Regions from separate parts of the Homo sapiens genome. Here region 2 is linked to region 1. A link is an interaction called in ENCODE POLR2A ChIA-PET data of the cell type or tissue named here. Cell type or tissue: MCF 10A. All regions are shown on one strand. Each heading gives the region's core, and the rest is flanking DNA. Links, peaks and the distances in the headings are about the cores only.

Region 1 (8,316 bases), core at 3,933-6,432:
CTGATCAGAAAAAAAAGCTTAGGATCCACTTGCAATTGGGATTGGCATCATGAACCAGTTTTCATTTTCCAAAACCTACCGGTAATCTCCTCAGTTCTGATATCCAGCTACAGTATGGTATATGTTGGTGGTAATGGAAGCTAAATAACTTGGCCACTGCCAAAATTCAATGTGCTTTTTTTTTGCCTTTTTATGTTTTTATTTCTAGTAATAATTGTTGTTCCACAATGAAGATAATAAACAATAAAGTATTACCCAACACAATTATTTTTATATTATATCATAATTATTCTAACAGCTTTATTGAGATATAATTTATACCATAAACTTCACCTGTTTAAGTGTGTTTAAGTGTACAATCCAATGGTATTTAGAATATTTACAGAGTTGTGCAACCATCACTCAAATCTAATTTTAAAACATTTTCATCATCTCATAAAGAAACCCATCCCCATGAAAAATCACTTTCTATTCTTTTCTCCCCTTCTCCTGCAAACCCTGGTTAAGCGCATTATTTTCTGCCTCTATAGATTTGCTTATTCTATTCTGTTTTGTGAATACATGAAATCATACAATATGTGGTATCTTACGACTGGCTTCCTTCATGCAACATATTTTTAGGTTCATCCATGTTGTAGCATATATCAGCACTTCATTCCTTTTTGCGGCCAAAGACCATTCTATTCTATGGACATAAAACATTTTTGTCTATTTATTCATCAGTTCATGAACATTGCGGTTGTTCCTACTCTTTGGATATCATGAATTATATTTCTATGAACACTCATTTACAAGATGTTGTTTAGACATGTTTTCAATTCTCTTGGGTGTATATTCTAGAAGGAGAATTGCTAGATCATATGGTAAATCTATGTTTACCATTTTGAGAAACTGCCAAACTGTTTTCCAAGGTGACTGTACCATACTTTTTCCCACCGGGAAAGTATGAGGTTCCAATTTTTCTACATCCTTTCAGCACTTGTCACTGTCTTGATTATAACTATTCTAGCGAATGTGAAGTAGTATCTCGTTGTGGTTTTGATTTGCATTTTCCTAATGGCTAATGATGTCGAACATCTTTTCATATGCTTGTTGATAATTTGTAAATCTTCGTTAAAGAAATGTCTATTCTTATCATCTGCCCCTTTTTTAAAACTGAGTTGTCTTTTTGGAGTTGTAGGAGTTCTTTATATGGGTTGGATACAAGCCCATTTTCACATATGTCATTTACAAATATTGTCTCCCAGTCTATAGACCTTCTTTTCACCTTCCTGATGGTGTACTTTGAAACATAAACGTTTTTAACCTTGGTGAAGACCAAGTTAACAATCCTACTTTCATTGCTTACGTTTTTGGAGTCATATCGAAGAAATCATTGCCTAACCCAAAGATCATAAAGATTTACTTCTGTGTTTTCTTCTAGGAGTTTTATTATCATAATTATTTTTATAGATGTGAATGAATGGAAAGTGAGATTTAAAGTGGTATAATCAGAGAGCTATCAAGGGGGAAGTTTCAAGTATTTAATTTTACAGATGATAATTATTAGGATTATGCGGTGGCTTCTGGGCATTAACACTAACCACAGATAAATTGATAAAATTTAAATTGATAAAGAGAAGACAGTGCCAATGAAGACAGTGGACCTAAAAGGACTTACAGAGTAGGTAGGGAACCTGGATTGGAGAGAAGTCAAAGGAAGACTTTGTGCCTCTGCCTAGGGCATCCCTGGGGGACACTCCAATGCAGGTCCAACAGCTTCTGACCATAGGAAAGAAGTCAGAAACCCTAAGTCTCTGTGCTCATACTGCAGGACATCAGCTAGAACCCATTTTCAGGCTCTATAAGAAGTTCTTCCATGTAGGCTTGGTCACTTGTCACCATGAGAATGGACGTCTATCCTTCTCCAAATAGTAGTATGTTTGAGCACAAGAAAGTGTCTGCTTTGTCACTATCCCTGACACCTCTCAGGTTCAATAGCTAAATAACAAAGGTCACTGATAAACAGCTGTCTGCGTCCAGGTGGGAGAAGGACAACAAGGATACTCTTGTTTTATAACAGAAGGAACACGGGGGGAGGATAAAAGAAGAATTTATTGATGGTTTGTCAAAGTAACTTCATCAAATAAACAAATAATTAACTATGATCATAGGGATTTTGAATTTTTTTCAGTTTTCCTCTTCACATTTCTTATATTATGTAAAGAAGAAATGTCTCCTAATTCAGAGAATAGATTACGGGAGTGAAAAACAGGGCACACTGTATTAAAACATTATTCCTTAAAACACAATACAGAATAATCATGCATAATGTTCACTGTCAACAACTTGATGTGTTGAGCTATACATTCACTAAATTTAGAATTCACTCTAACTTAAAAAAGATTGTTCTACAATACAACACTCCTGCAGTACTGTTGTGGCTATCGGGCTCAGGAAGATACCACTGTTTAACATCTGCATCTCTGTGCTTCTCCAAGCTTCATTTTCTTTATGGTGCTGCCACTGCCATGGAAATAGTGTCTTTTTTTTCCAATGGATGCTTTCTAAACTAAGTCATTGTACTGTGAAAGCATTCTGAAAGGCATTGTTGATGGAAAGCAAGTGCAGTCATAACACTGCTGAAGCGTGAAAGGTCATTTGATGGCCTATGGGAAAGCAAAATGTCTTCTAAGGAGAAGGAGCAAAGTATCCTTTGTATCTAGTATCCTTCACATAACTAACTAAAAGTGCTCCTAAAATACGATTTCATTTGTGTTTGTGATACAGTTCATGATTATTCTCTATTCTGTAAAGAAAACTTACAACTTTCTTTTCTATAGAATCTTTGGAAAATCATCCATTCTCACCTGGTAAAATGATTTGATGGGTCCTCTCTCAAAGCCAGGTAATAGATAACATGGATTTTTGAATCTTTTCAACCCTAGAATTCTATGGTCACATAAAATCGTTATTCTAAAGGTAGAGGAAAACCAATCAGATAAGATTTTTATTACACAAAAATAATTGGTAAATCCAGGAAGAGCACATGAATTTTCAGATAATTTTGGTACAGTATGTCATATATTCTGAGATATTATTACCTATATATTTTATTATTACTCTTTAGTTTTGCTAAACATTTGCTTATATTTTTCTATTTTGATATAATTTTACCTACTTGTTCTTAAAAACACCTTTCAGGATAAGAATTTGAGGTTTTGAAATACAGTCAACTTTGTAAGCATGCTGACACATTAAACTCCCTCAATATTAACATGACTCACAATGGTTACCTCTTGTTAAATCAAGGCTTTCAATATGAAAATGAATCATCTAATAATCCTTAACTTGTGAAGCCTTTTCACGCAAAGACAGGCTATAAAATTTATGCGTATTAGCAAAAAGGATTGCAAATGCAGGCACGAATCTAGGGGACAAATACAATTTACTGCAGTACCATACTTAACAGGTTTAATCAAGACAATAACCCATTTATTCATGTAGAGACAAATCTGGTGATAGAACAGGGGCAGATAGTGAGAGGGAAAGATAATAAACAAGAAATTAGAAGAGCTGGATTCCAACTGAGACTATGCTACAGTGTATTTTATAAACTTGGGCAGATTAATCTTTCAGGGTGTATTAATTAGAAATGTACAGAGGTATGAGTAACAGAAAAACTGACTGAAAGCTACAAGTGACCTATGAAATAAAGACAATTAATTGTCTCACACAGAAAGAAATCCAGAGGTAGGATGTTCCAGATTTGGTACAGTGGCTAGCTGAATCGAGCTCTTTCCATCCTCCTACTCTGCTCTCTCTCCATCATTAGTCTTAGTCTTGCCACCTCATAGGTCCAAGATGGCCGCTAAGCTCTAAGCATCACATTCCCATTCAAAAACATGCAGCCATTTCTAGCCTTTGTAATCACAGACACACACATACACATGTGCGTGCACACACACACACACACACACACAGAGAGAGAAAGAGGGAGACTACAAAAAATGTGAAATCGGTGAAGCTGAAAATCATTTTTATCAAGGCACTTTTTATTTTTAACAGTGACAAAATCCACCATACTTGCCCTTACACATTGTTGGCCAAAACTTAGTCGCGTTGCCACCCCTTGTCTGATACACAAGCGAGTGTGGGAAAGTGACTGCAAAGGAAGACACACGAGGGAAAAGGGAGCCTCAAGGCTTTATCTAGAAATTGTGGAAGTTGGGTAAACTGATATCTAAGATAGAGCTCCAGGCTACCATGTAATTTTTGAAAATAAAAAGTAACAAAAAACAAGGAAGCTGACTCTTATTTTACACTTTTAAAGAGACTTCTGTTTTTATTCTAATTTCCCATGATGGCACTTTTTCCCCCTCTCTAAAAACAAAAACAAAACAAACTTCCTCCATCCAGGATTCTGAATTTCTACAGTGAACAGTCTCTCCCCTTCCCTAACTAGAAAAAAACCTGAGCGGTCCAGACATTGAGTCATTCAATTTAACTTTGATGGAGCTGCACCTATTTTTGAGGTTTTGCCATCGTGGTTTAAGAACACTGTCTACAGACACTTTGGAAATTTTTCCCAGCACCTCTCTGAGTTTATGCTGTACTAAATTTAAACTGGAAAATTCAAGATGTAAAAGGCTAAGTAAATAATTCTATTGAAAAAAGCACAAGTGATTATCTTCTTTTAAAAAAATCCAAAGAATTCAAAATGTATTGAATTTGTCCAACTAACATTCCATTTGTGGTATCTCATAACCCCATGTAATATTGCAATGTACTTCTTCTGCTTCATTTTTTACAGAGAATTACACAGCTGCCTCTTATTATTAAAAGCACCCTCCCCCTCACTCTCTGAATAAACTGTGTGTTCTGACATTAAACCAAGACACTACACAAGAAGATCCTGGAAGCCAGGATGCCGCCAGCTTTGTATGCCAGATGTGATTACAGAGCGACAGCGAACAATGCTGCAATCAGCCCATTGGTTAGCTAGAAACCGTGGACACTCAGAAGAGGTTCAGTCTGAATACATAGCCAATAGTGTGTTAAAAACTACCATGCAAAAGTGCTTGTTTTACCAAGATATTCTATGGGAATATTTAGCTGTTACATTGTAAATGCTGTTATTTTGGTTTCTAAAAATGTCATGACAGGAAATGATTCCAGGGAGGAGCGGCCAAGAGGGCTGTTGGGTAGAACAAGTGGGGGAGAAAGTTAAACCTAGAAATCAAGAAGCCAGAAAAGGTGAAAACATGAATTACTATCTGCAATAAAACAGATTCTTAAAATACATTTGATTTTTTTTTAAATCTTTTTTTGAGGCAGGGTCTCACTCTGTCACCCAGGCTGAAGTGCAGTGGTGTGATCTTGGCTCACTGCAACCTCTGCCTCCCAGGCTTGACCGATCCTCCCACCTCAGCCTCCTGAGTAGCTGGGACTACAGGCACGTGCCACCACCCCACCCCTGGCTAATTTTTTGTATTTTTTATAGAGACAGGGTTTTGCCATGTTGCCCAGGCCGGTCTCGAACTCCTGAGCTCAAGCAATCTGCCCACCTCAGCCTCCCAAAGTGTTGGGATTACAGGCATAACCCACCATGCCCAGCCTACATTAGATCTTTTATGCTCCATTTGCCTTCTCCCAGAAGGCTGGTTATGTTTTGAAGAGTTCCTACTGTTCATTGGTACAACGGTTGTAAGGTCCTGGTCCCCTGGCTTTGGACCAATTGCCAGGTGGACATAAACTAAGGGAAGACACCCAGTCTATATGGGGCTAAGAAACCACTCTGCCCCTTCTTGATTCTCTGCAGCTACAACCAATGGGCAGTTAAGACCTTTGGGTAAGAATTTCTGCAGGTTTGGAAATGCTCATATTGACACTATTTTTATTTATCTCCCTGTCTGAGAAGTGCAAGGTGGGGACATATTAGAAGCTGATCAGAGAGTAACTACAGTTATTAGTTACTTATTAGTTATTAGAAGTTTGACCTTCTCAGAGGGACCCAAAGATACATAGTGCAGTAACTGGTGAGCTGTAGAATTTCATAGAAAAAGAGAAAGAAGAAAAAGGAGAAGAAGAATGGTGAGGCGGGGGGCAAGAATTAAATTTCTTTTTCTCCCTGAATAGATTTGTATTATAGAACAGCTCTCTCCAAGAATAAAGTGTTTGGTTTATCCAACTTACTTCTCATAGACAATGTTTATCAATTATGTGTCTATCTTTGAGTAATAATTTGTATTCTTTTACCTCTGTTTCTGTTAGATCTACAAAGACTCAGAAATCACAACAGACTCTCAAGAAAATCATCTCAGATAGAGAAAAATATAGCTATTTACATATACATTAGTAAGGTGGGTATAAGATAACTCATCAGTAAAAACTTTTCAGAAAATTTCCAACATATCTATAATTTTACCTTCACTGCTTTTCAAATAAACCCAATGCCCCCCAACATAAATGAGCTTTTTCCAGTCTTTATTTTTAGACTTCCACTTAACTCTTTTCTATCTATGATCTTTGTGTGTTTTTAAAGTATAAATTGCATACAGTTTTATAATTCCAGCTGTTATATCCCTGTATGCCCCCATTTACACACCGTCTTGAACACAAAACTGCTAATGTGTATATATCATTCTACATTTTCATAAATCTGTTTGGGTTTTAACCAAACAAGGTAGAGAGAGAAAGTAAGGAAAAAAAGGAAGGGAAGGAGGGAGGGAAGAAAGGAAAAAGAAGGAAAGGAAGGAAAAAAACAAATAGCAACAAAGTCAATAAATACTTATTAAATACCATTGTTGGTATATGACACAGAGGTGGTACAATTGCCTCTACATTGGTGTTATTTTAATTTGATTCCACATATGTGATATTGATTTTAAACTTAGAGTCTGATGTAAGATCGAAGCTAGAAAAGTTACCTCCACGCCATCAACATGTAAGGCCTGCCAACATGATGGGTGGGCCTTCACCCTTGAATCAGGGAGTGGAGCACATGACCTAGGTCTGGACAATTAGAACAACTAATTCCTAGATACCCCAATTAATTTAGGGGTGGGCACATGAGCTGAGTTGGCCAGTTCAGAGTAAATCTTGAATCCTGAAACTCATGTGTAAGTCACAATAAGAAATGCTTTATTTTCTCCATTGTACTTAGTCTAGAGGGGAGCTGCTGGCAACCCATCTGGCCATCATGCATCATCTGAGAAGGTAAATTAGTATCCCGTGGCTGCCATAAGAAATCATCATAAATTGGTGGCTTAAAACAACATAACTTTATTCTCTACTAGTGCTAGGGGACAGGATTCTGTTCAATATTCATTTCAATGACTAAAAGCACAATGTTGACAGGACCTTGCTTCTTCCAGATGCTCCAGGGGAGAATCGGATCCTTATGTCTTCCAGCTTCTGGTGGCTTCATCAGTCCCATCTCTGCCACCATCTTCACATTGCTCTCTCCTCTTCTGTGTGTATCAAATCTTCCTCTGCCTCACTCTTAAAGACAGGTGTGATTGATTAGATTTAGGGCCCACCCAGATCAACAGAATAGTCTCCCCAAGTCAAGATGCTTACCTTAATCACATCTAAAAAGACCCCTTTTTCCTTAAAAGGTAATATTTACAGGTTCCAGAGATTAGGGCCTAATATCTTTGGGTGGCCATTATACAGCCTACTAAAGAAGGCAACAGAAAAGTAGAGACACTGGGTTCTGACAACACTATCTAAATGTCTGGATTACTCTTCACCCCACATAACTTATCCCTGGACTTTTCAGTTGTGAGCCCCAAGATTTGTCAGTTTGAATTGAGTTTTCAGTCACTTTGATCCAAGACAGTTCTGATTTAGGACTTCTAGTTGAGCTTCTAAGTCTGTATTTTTGTGCTGGGTAACATTATGTATATCCTTTTTCTCTTTCTGTGGATCAGAGAGATTCAGGCTCCTTTCTTTACCTTTTTATAACCATCACAATCTATTCTTTTTCTATAGGATCCACTCTGCCGAGACCAATTGCTTAGCTCACTATTTCTTTCTGTACCTAATATCAGTGCATGGTCATATTTTGTTGTTAACCTGCTTGTTAATTCCATGAAGATGTACAGAAAAGATTAAAGTTTTAATATTCTCAGAAAATTCTCATGACAGTAATTACCTAGTCTATTAACATCTATTACACAAAAGGGTGAGCCCAGGACATTGACGATCTCTCAAGAGATAAATTCAAGGACAGATGGAGAAGAAGCAGGGTCAATACCACCCAGGAACACCTGCAGCCATGTATTAGTCTCCTAGGGCTGCCATAACAAAGTACCACAAATGGTGTGGCTTAAA
Region 2 (8,316 bases), core at 2,006-4,505, 84 kb after region 1:
GGCAGAAGTGAAGCTGTGCCAGTAAGCCTAGACTTTAAGAGGACTGGCAGCTTCCATGCTATGAGGAGGCAAAAGCAGCCTCAAGGAGAATTAAGACCCCCAGCTGACAGCCCCAACTGAGCTACCAGCTGTCAGCTAGCATCAACCATCCACTATGTAAGTATGCCATCTTACATGCCCTGGGCCAGTTGAGCTGAGATTGCTACAGCCCCAGATGACTTTATGTGGAGCAGAAGAACCTCCCAGTTGAACACAGTCAGCCCAGAGATTTAGGAGATATAATAAAATGGCTATTGTTTTAAACCACCAAGTTTGAGGGGAAGAGGAAAGATATAAAGCAATAGAGAATCAAACATTCACTTTTATTGTTTTTGAAAAGTACTATTAAAGTCAAATTTTAATAGGTTCTACTTACCAAAAATTTCTCTCTGGTTCAAACAAACTAACTTAACATGGCTCCTTGCAATGACCTTTTCCTAATATTTCCCTCTCCTTTGGCTTACATTAAAAAAAATGTAAGTTGTTTCTCCAACCTTGGCTCTGGAAGCTTGTAGTAATTTTACTACCTATCCCATGGGTGTCAAATAGACATCTGAGTCTTTGTCTTCTACATCCATAACTGTTAAGGCGAAATACAAAGAAATGGAAGCAAGAAGTTCATAATCTCGTCAGAGAATTTCAATAGAGTTTAGTTAAGGGAGGAGTCAGATTTTTGCAACCTAAATAAAAATTCTCCTTTCCACATTTATCCCTAAATGTAGTAACCAAACAAGATCAAGAACATGATTACCAGAAAGTTTACAGCTGCAAAAGCATTATCCTAGTTCTGAATTTCTTTGGGAAAACACATACTTGCAAAATGAAAGATAAACTAATATTAAGTGATCATAGCTATTAACTGATAGCTGAAGACAGCTTGGGCAGGTTGATGTTCACAAATATGTTACAGCACTTAGGAATCAATTATTTAAAGCTAAGAGTCAAAAGCTAAGTATTCAAAGTATAAGTACATGCCGAGAGGCTACAACTAGCAAAAGAGCAACTTGCAAAGACCTCTAACCCAGAAAAATTATATGGGCAGTAAATTTTAGAGGGTGAGGAGCATACCCGTATCTCTCTATCTCCAGAACCCAGCAAAGTGTTCGGTATATAAAAGTGGCAAACATGGTGAAACCTCGTCTCTACCAAAAATACAAAAAAAAATTAGCTGGGCATGGTGGTGCGCACCTGTAGTCCCAGCTACTCAGGAGGCTGAGGCAGGATAATCGCTTGAACCTGGATTCACTTGAACCCAGAGGTTGTAGTGAGCCGAGATCACGCTGCTGCACTACACCTTGGTGACACAATGAGACTCCGTCTAAAAAAAAAAAAAAATGGTGTCTGGGTATGTGTTTATGAACGAACAAATGAATGACAGTCATAGCAAAGAAAGAAGCAAAAGAGGCCAAAGTGGAAGTAAAGAAGTGATAAAGAAGAATTTCAAATATAAATACCTCCAAGCACAAGCATCACTAAATGTCTTAAAGGTGCTTTCTCAACTAAAAGCAATTGGGATACAAACCTTAGTCATGTAAATAGCAGCGGCTAAACAGGCTCTGCAGCTTTGAGCTTCCCAAAGCAAGTCAGGTCTGGGAAGAGGAAAAACAAGGCTTTCAGCACCTTAAAAAGTGCTAAAGAAAGGGCAGGTCTCAAACTCCGTTTTGGTCAGTCTTTCAATCTTTGAAAGAATGGAGTCAGTAGTCATGTTATAACAAGATGGGTCATCTGGTATTAACAAAGTTAATTCTATATGTACATAGAAGCCTCTGTCTACCTGAAATTTTTAATATATCAAAATTCTTAATGATAACTTTCAAATATTAATGTTTCCACCAAAACGGATGCATTTTCACTTAGGACAATAATCATTGGTGACAGTCATAATTGTTATGTTCTGGCCGTCAAGACACCTAATTATGTTTTACTGCCTCAATTTTTCATTATTTGACTTTACATAAGTATATTAAGTAATTGTTCATTTTCTTGCTATAATTCTCAGAGGCCGTCCTACCAAGTATATGTATAGAAACAAATAGCCCCTCAAGTGTCTGATTGCCTAATTCTCATTATTTAGCAATACTTTCTGAAATAAAAATGAGTACAAAGACACTAATAAATAAAAATTTAAAAATAACATTTCAATAAGTGAAACTCAAATCTTTGTTTTTCACATCATCCAAAAAAAGGCTCTATAAATGCATTAGGTTATATATATTTGCCATGTTTTACAATATACAAAATCAGACTCAAATTTGGACTTGTAAGGGAACTTTTTTTTACAAGCTTGTCCAAATCCTCATTCACAGATGGAAAAATCTGAGGTTTATAGAGTTGAAATAACTTAGCCTCATTAAAGTAAATGTTTACCCAAGCACCATTGTTAATGGTTAGACTCATCCATTCAATAAACATATATCTAGCAGGCAGCTGGGGACCAGGCACTCTACCCGCCCTGGGTCCTGCCCTCAAGGCACTCAGTTTAGGAATCGGCCCACATGAAAATGACAATTCAATTCTGGGTCACAGCTTCTGTAAGAAAAGTTAAGTGGTATCAATAGCAAGAGAGCAAATTCAACTGGGTCAGGGGATTAGATGGGGGAAGATGCTGGAGAAGGCTTCACAGAGGAGATTTAAGCTATAGATTAAAAGTGCATACAGGTGGCACACTATCCCCACCTCAGTGGAGTCTCAGTTAACCCAGCAAGTCCATTTCACAGGTCAGATAAGAAGACTGTGTGAGAGTTCCTGTTTTTACAAGAGAAATCATGCCTGTAATAGAGTCATGTGGGAAGGAAAATTGCATCACTGTTATTACATCCTCTTATAAATATTGTTTATATATACATCCAATTACTTCTTATTATGGTCATTGAATTGTCTTTTACAGCAATTTACTTTTAGTTGTTACAATATCATTATGTTGAAGTCGGAAGAAAGAAAACCGTTCTCCCTTATTGAAACTCAGACATTGTAACGTGGAGTGATTTTCCCAAGAATCTGGTAAGTCAGCAGCACCAGAGTGTCAAACTTCAGGGTCTGTTTCTAATCTACTGAATCATACTGCCTCTTGGAAATGGGCCTCCTTTTGGATGTCTGACTGGATAAGATTAGGTAATAACACAATAACTAGCAAACACCAAGAGCTAATTAGTACATGCCCTGTGAAGGTGTTTCAGATGTGCTTTATTTTGAAAGAGGAATGGGAAGCTGCCAAGCCTCACACAAATCATGTTTATTCCTGTATTTAAGCTGAATTATACACAATTTTTAGTACATTTTTAAGTATTTTCCCACTGCACCTCCACCATACCTCTTCTCATGTGAGTAGATTAAAGACACATTGTTGAAAGTTCACTTGGGGCTGAAGAAGAAGAAAATATATTCAATGACAAGGAAATACAGGAAGTGCCAACCTAGTATAATTTAACATTTATAGGTATCAAAGTCTGATAAGAGCTTCAAATTTCCACACTCTGCCCAGAGAAAAATACTATCTTTTTGCTTAATCTGCCTTTTATGCTGTGCCTGTAAAATACAGAATAAAGTGTTAGTCGATGTAAACAATTAAAAAGTGCACAACTCAAAAATTTTTTTGAGATGGAGTCTTGCTGTGTTGCCCAGGCTGGAGTGCAGTGGCACAATCTCAGCTCACTGCAACCTCTGCCTCCCAGGTTCAAGCAATGCTCTTGCCTCTCAGCCTCCCGAGTAGCTGGGATTACAGGCACACGCCACCATGCTTGACTAATTTTTGTATTTTTTTAGTAGAGACGGGGTTTCACCATGTTGGCCATGCTGTCTCGAACTCCTGACCTTGTGATCTGCCTGCCTCGACCTCCCAGAGTACTGGGATTACAGGTGTGAGCCACTGTGCCTGGCCAATTCAAATTTTAAAAGGAATATGATATAGCCAATTGGAATGTCTACATTGACCAAATTAATGAGATTATTGCTAAATCATTTTCCTTTGTTCTTTCTGGGGATTCTCCTAAGCATGGGCATTTATGGAATGAACTTGTAACCACAGAAGATAACAAACATTTAACTCCTCAAATGGTCAACATTTATGTGTACACTCAAAAAGAAAAAACTTGTAAGCTGGCCTGATGCCAATGTCAAATACTCGGCTACACACCCTCCTAACATTAGCGCATGCCGCCCCTCCACTCTGTCACTATGTGGCTGACACCATGTGCCCATTGGTCGTAGGGTTGTAAGTAAGAGAACAGAGCTCATCCAACACAAACCATCTCCATAAACAACTCAAGTTTATCTTTACAAGCTGTAGGACTTCTCAGAAGAGCACAGAATAAAATCAACAATAGCAGCTTTGAATAGGATTTTCAATAGCAAGACTATACATAGCAATAGAGATATAGACTTTAGTAAGATCAAACCTGTTTAAGAACATTGGTTAGGCAAACTGGGGCATGGTGTGGGTGTCCGCGTTTGCTCCTTCAGGTAGAGCAGTTATACCCCACCCATCTGGGAATAAGTAAAGAGGAATGCAATTCCCTATTCTGCATTTATCAAATTGTTTTTTTCTGGGGGAAAGGATGAACTTTTAGCTGGTGGCCACACAAAAAGCCACTAGTGTGAGGTGTCTATGTTACTTATCATTTGAGTAGAAAACGAATCTAATTGGAGAATGCCAACCATTTCTATGCGATGGAGGTTTAGTGTTGCCAGCTCGCTAACCTTCTCAAGAGAAGCCAGAAATTCAGATGTTTGTTGTAAAGTCTCCTGATTTATTTTAACATCAAAAATCCAAACAAAACAGGTCAATATACTTAATTTGGCCCATTGGCCACCAGTTTAAGATGTATTACATACATAGGAATTATCATTCACTGAATTATGAATGCAGTGAATCATTAATGTATAATGAATATACATTTATCTGAATGTATAATGAATATACATTTATCTGACAAATTCCTACATATTTATGATTATCCCTATATTAGTTTAATTCTATGCATAATTTTCTCGAGTTAACTGGCGGCAATCCCACTATATGTTAACTAAAGAAGATCCAGCTATGAATAAGGTAACATTTCTAACATCAAAAAGACACAGTGTAATGGTGAATAAAAGTCAGGAGGTAAGGAGTGTTACAATAGAGTGAGGAGTGTTACAATAGAGAAATATATTCAGGATGAACAAGGATAAATTGATAGGGGTAATGATGCCAGATGAAGTTGGAAAGACCAGGTAACAAAGGCCTTATGTGTCATGGTGATGAGGATACCAGCAGCTATCACTGCTGAACACAGATAATGCATGAAGTGCTGTGCTTACACTGTAAATACATTACCCAACATAACTCTCGCACCAACCAACTCAGGAAGAGATTATCATTATCTCCATTTTATAAGTAAGAAATTTGAAGATTGGAGAGGTCAAGTAAACTGTCCAAGGCCATAGCTGTGTGTGGCAGAGTCAGAATCTGGGCTCAGAGCATTTATCTAACTCTAAAAACCGTGCTTTCAGCCACCATGAGTTTGCCAAAAGAATTGAGATTTCAGCCTATAAGTAATGAAAGCAAATGAAGAATCTTAGACCTGCATTATTCTATTCTGTTCTCACAAGATTCTGTGATCTAAATAATGAAAAGTATGATAACTTTTATATCTGAAGAAATCAAGAAAGGTTAAGCAATTTAAAGCAAGAGAAACAACGGGTTCCTGGCACCCAAATAGCTCAATCTCCAGCCCAGGAATAATGTTGATTTCACATGGTTGGCAAATATTACTTTCCAAATACTTGATATGCTTTCAACAACCACACTTCTTCAAATTCAGAAGTTCCAAGAGCATATTCCCAATTAAATCCTCTCCCCAGTAGAACCCTAGCTATTTCTAGCCAAGTGGTTCCTAATTTAGGATGTCAATCTAAGAAATACAAAATGACTACTGTGACAAAGAAGAACAGCCATCATCAACTTCTCCACAGCCAACTGTGTGTGCTGAACTACAAACTCCATTTGAATATCAATATGAAATAATGGTACACTAAGACTTTTCTTTTGTGTACTAGTAACCCTTTTTATTCCTTGCAATGGATGTAAAGCATTTAAGCAATCAACTTTCTAGGTTCTAGCCACATTTTATTTATGTCTGATGAGAGTTTGCCCTCCCACCCTCTTAAAGTTTTACTGCAATAAAAATTTAATACCACTTCTATTGTTCAGGTCAAAATTAGTAATTAGAAGGGGAATATTATTTATAACAGTGACATAACATGGTCGGACCTAGAATATGACAAAGATAATTATCTACTTACAGAAGAAAATAGTCGCATAAATGGAGCTATATCCTGGCCACTTTTGTTCCCCAGATATGCCACAAAACTGATTATGTCATCTTAATGCTTTCCAGAATGAAAAAAATACAGCAACTTTCTTCATAAAAAATAAACATAACAGCAACGACTTGTTAAGCACACACACACATATATATACATATACATATATATATGTATATATATACACATATATATATGTGTATATATATATGTTACAAGGACATTGTGAGAAAGCTATACTACCCCAACTTTTTCAGAGGAGAAAACTAAAACTCAGAGAGGTTAAATTTTCCAAGATTAGGTAACTAGTAAGTGGAGATCTAGGAATTGAACCCAGAAAATGCTGACTCCTAGACACTAAGCCCTAAAACACTAGGAAGTCTTAGGCATTGGAGAGAGAAATAAAGGGAGAATGCAAGAGGTAGTGATAAAAGGAGCTTGAAGTTTATATGAGACTTTATATAGGAAGATCTTAGAGAATGGAGATTATTAAACTAAATAAGCATAAAATGTAGATATGGCAAGAAATCAAATAAAATATAAAGAGAAATTATAGAATGGGAATGATATTTGCAAAATAGATGACATACAGCAAACCAGGAATAGAGGAGAACTTCCTGAAAATTATAAAGAACTTCTACAGAAGACCCACAGCTCACTTCATACATATAGGTGAAAATCTGGACACTTTCTCCTTTAAATTAGGTGCAAGGTGAGGATGCCTCCTCTCACCACTCCTTTAAGCATTGTACCAGAAGTCCTAGTTTGTGCAATAAGACAAAAATAGGAAATAAAAAATAAACAAATTATAAATGAGGAAATAAAACTGTATTTACAAATAGCAATGATTGTCCATGTAGAAAATCCCAAAGAAACAACAATAACAACAAAATTCCTGGAACTAATAAGCAAGTCCAATTCTTTTTCTGTATAAAAGCAATGAACAATTGGAATCTGAAGCTTAAAAAATAATACCATTTAAAATAGCACCCAAAAAATAAAATAAAATACTTATGTATATATACAAAATCTATATATCAAAAAATATGAAATTCTGATGAAAGAAATAAAAACCATCTAAATAAATGGAGAAATATTGTGTTTATGAATTAAAACACACATTGTTAAGGTATCAATTCTTCCCAACTTGGCCTGTAACTTTAAAGCAACCCCAACCAGAATCCCAGCAAGGTATTTCGTCTCTATTGAAAAACTGACTCTACAGTGTATATGGTAAGGCAAAAGACCTAGAATTGCCACCACAATAACTAAAGAAGAAGAACAGTGTTGGAGGACTTAATATAAAGCCTTAATATAAAGCTATAGAGATCAAGACAATGTGTTATTACAAAAATAATAGACAATGCAACAGAATAGAGAGTACAGAAATAGACCTACATAAATATGATCATTTTATCTTTGAGGAAGAAGCAAAGGCAATTCAATGAAAAAAAGGATTGTCTTTTCAATAAATGGTGCTGAAACAGTTAGATAACCATATGTTAAAAGAAAAAAAAGAACCTAAATTCATACGTCATACCTTTCATAAAATTAATTCAACTGGATCCCAGACTTAAATGTAACATTCAAAATTATAACACTTCTAAAAGAAAACATAGGAAAATACCTGTGTTCTTGGGTTTAATGATGAACTTCATTTATAACACCAAAAGCACAACCTATGAAGGGAGAAATTCATAAGTTGGACTTTGTTAAAGTTAAAAATGTGTGCTCTGTGAAAGACACTGTTACGAAAATGAAAAGACAAGCCACTACTGGGAGAAAAAAAACTGCAAATATGTATTTGATAAAGGACTTAAATTCAAAATATAGAAAGAACACTTAAAAATCAACAATAGGAAAACAGACCAACTAAAAAACAGACAAAAGATCTGAACAGACACCTCACCAAAGATTATATACAGATAGCAAATAAATATATGAAAAATTGCTCAACATAATTTGTCATTAGGA

Evidence for each region. ChIA-PET counts read pairs that join two places held together with the same protein. Peaks named below come from ENCODE experiments on the same cell type or tissue, not always from the same donor. Only the 100,000 strongest peaks of a DNase experiment are listed, where the experiment ranks them.
Region 2: POLR2A ChIA-PET joins it to region 1 with 11 read pairs; 4 of 35 experiments call an interaction of 5 or more read pairs at or near these places.

What each region holds. Positions count from the first base shown.
Region 1 is chr5:96,223,650-96,231,965 of GRCh38, reverse strand. The region is part of intron 1 of LOC101929710 (a long non-coding RNA gene); the gene reads right to left. It also overlaps a transcript of CAST not described here. Among named protein-coding and RNA genes, the nearest start is that of MIR583, 150 kb to the right of the region's middle. In MCF 10A, for the core only: no CTCF peak of the experiment used is centred there; DNase peaks (open chromatin) are centred at 4,505 and 4,885.
Region 2 is chr5:96,137,731-96,146,046 of GRCh38, reverse strand. The region is part of intron 1 of LOC101929710 (a long non-coding RNA gene); the gene reads right to left. It also overlaps a transcript of CAST not described here. Among named protein-coding and RNA genes, the nearest start is that of MIR583, 63 kb to the right of the region's middle. In MCF 10A, for the core only: no CTCF peak of the experiment used is centred there; a DNase peak (open chromatin) is centred at 3,116.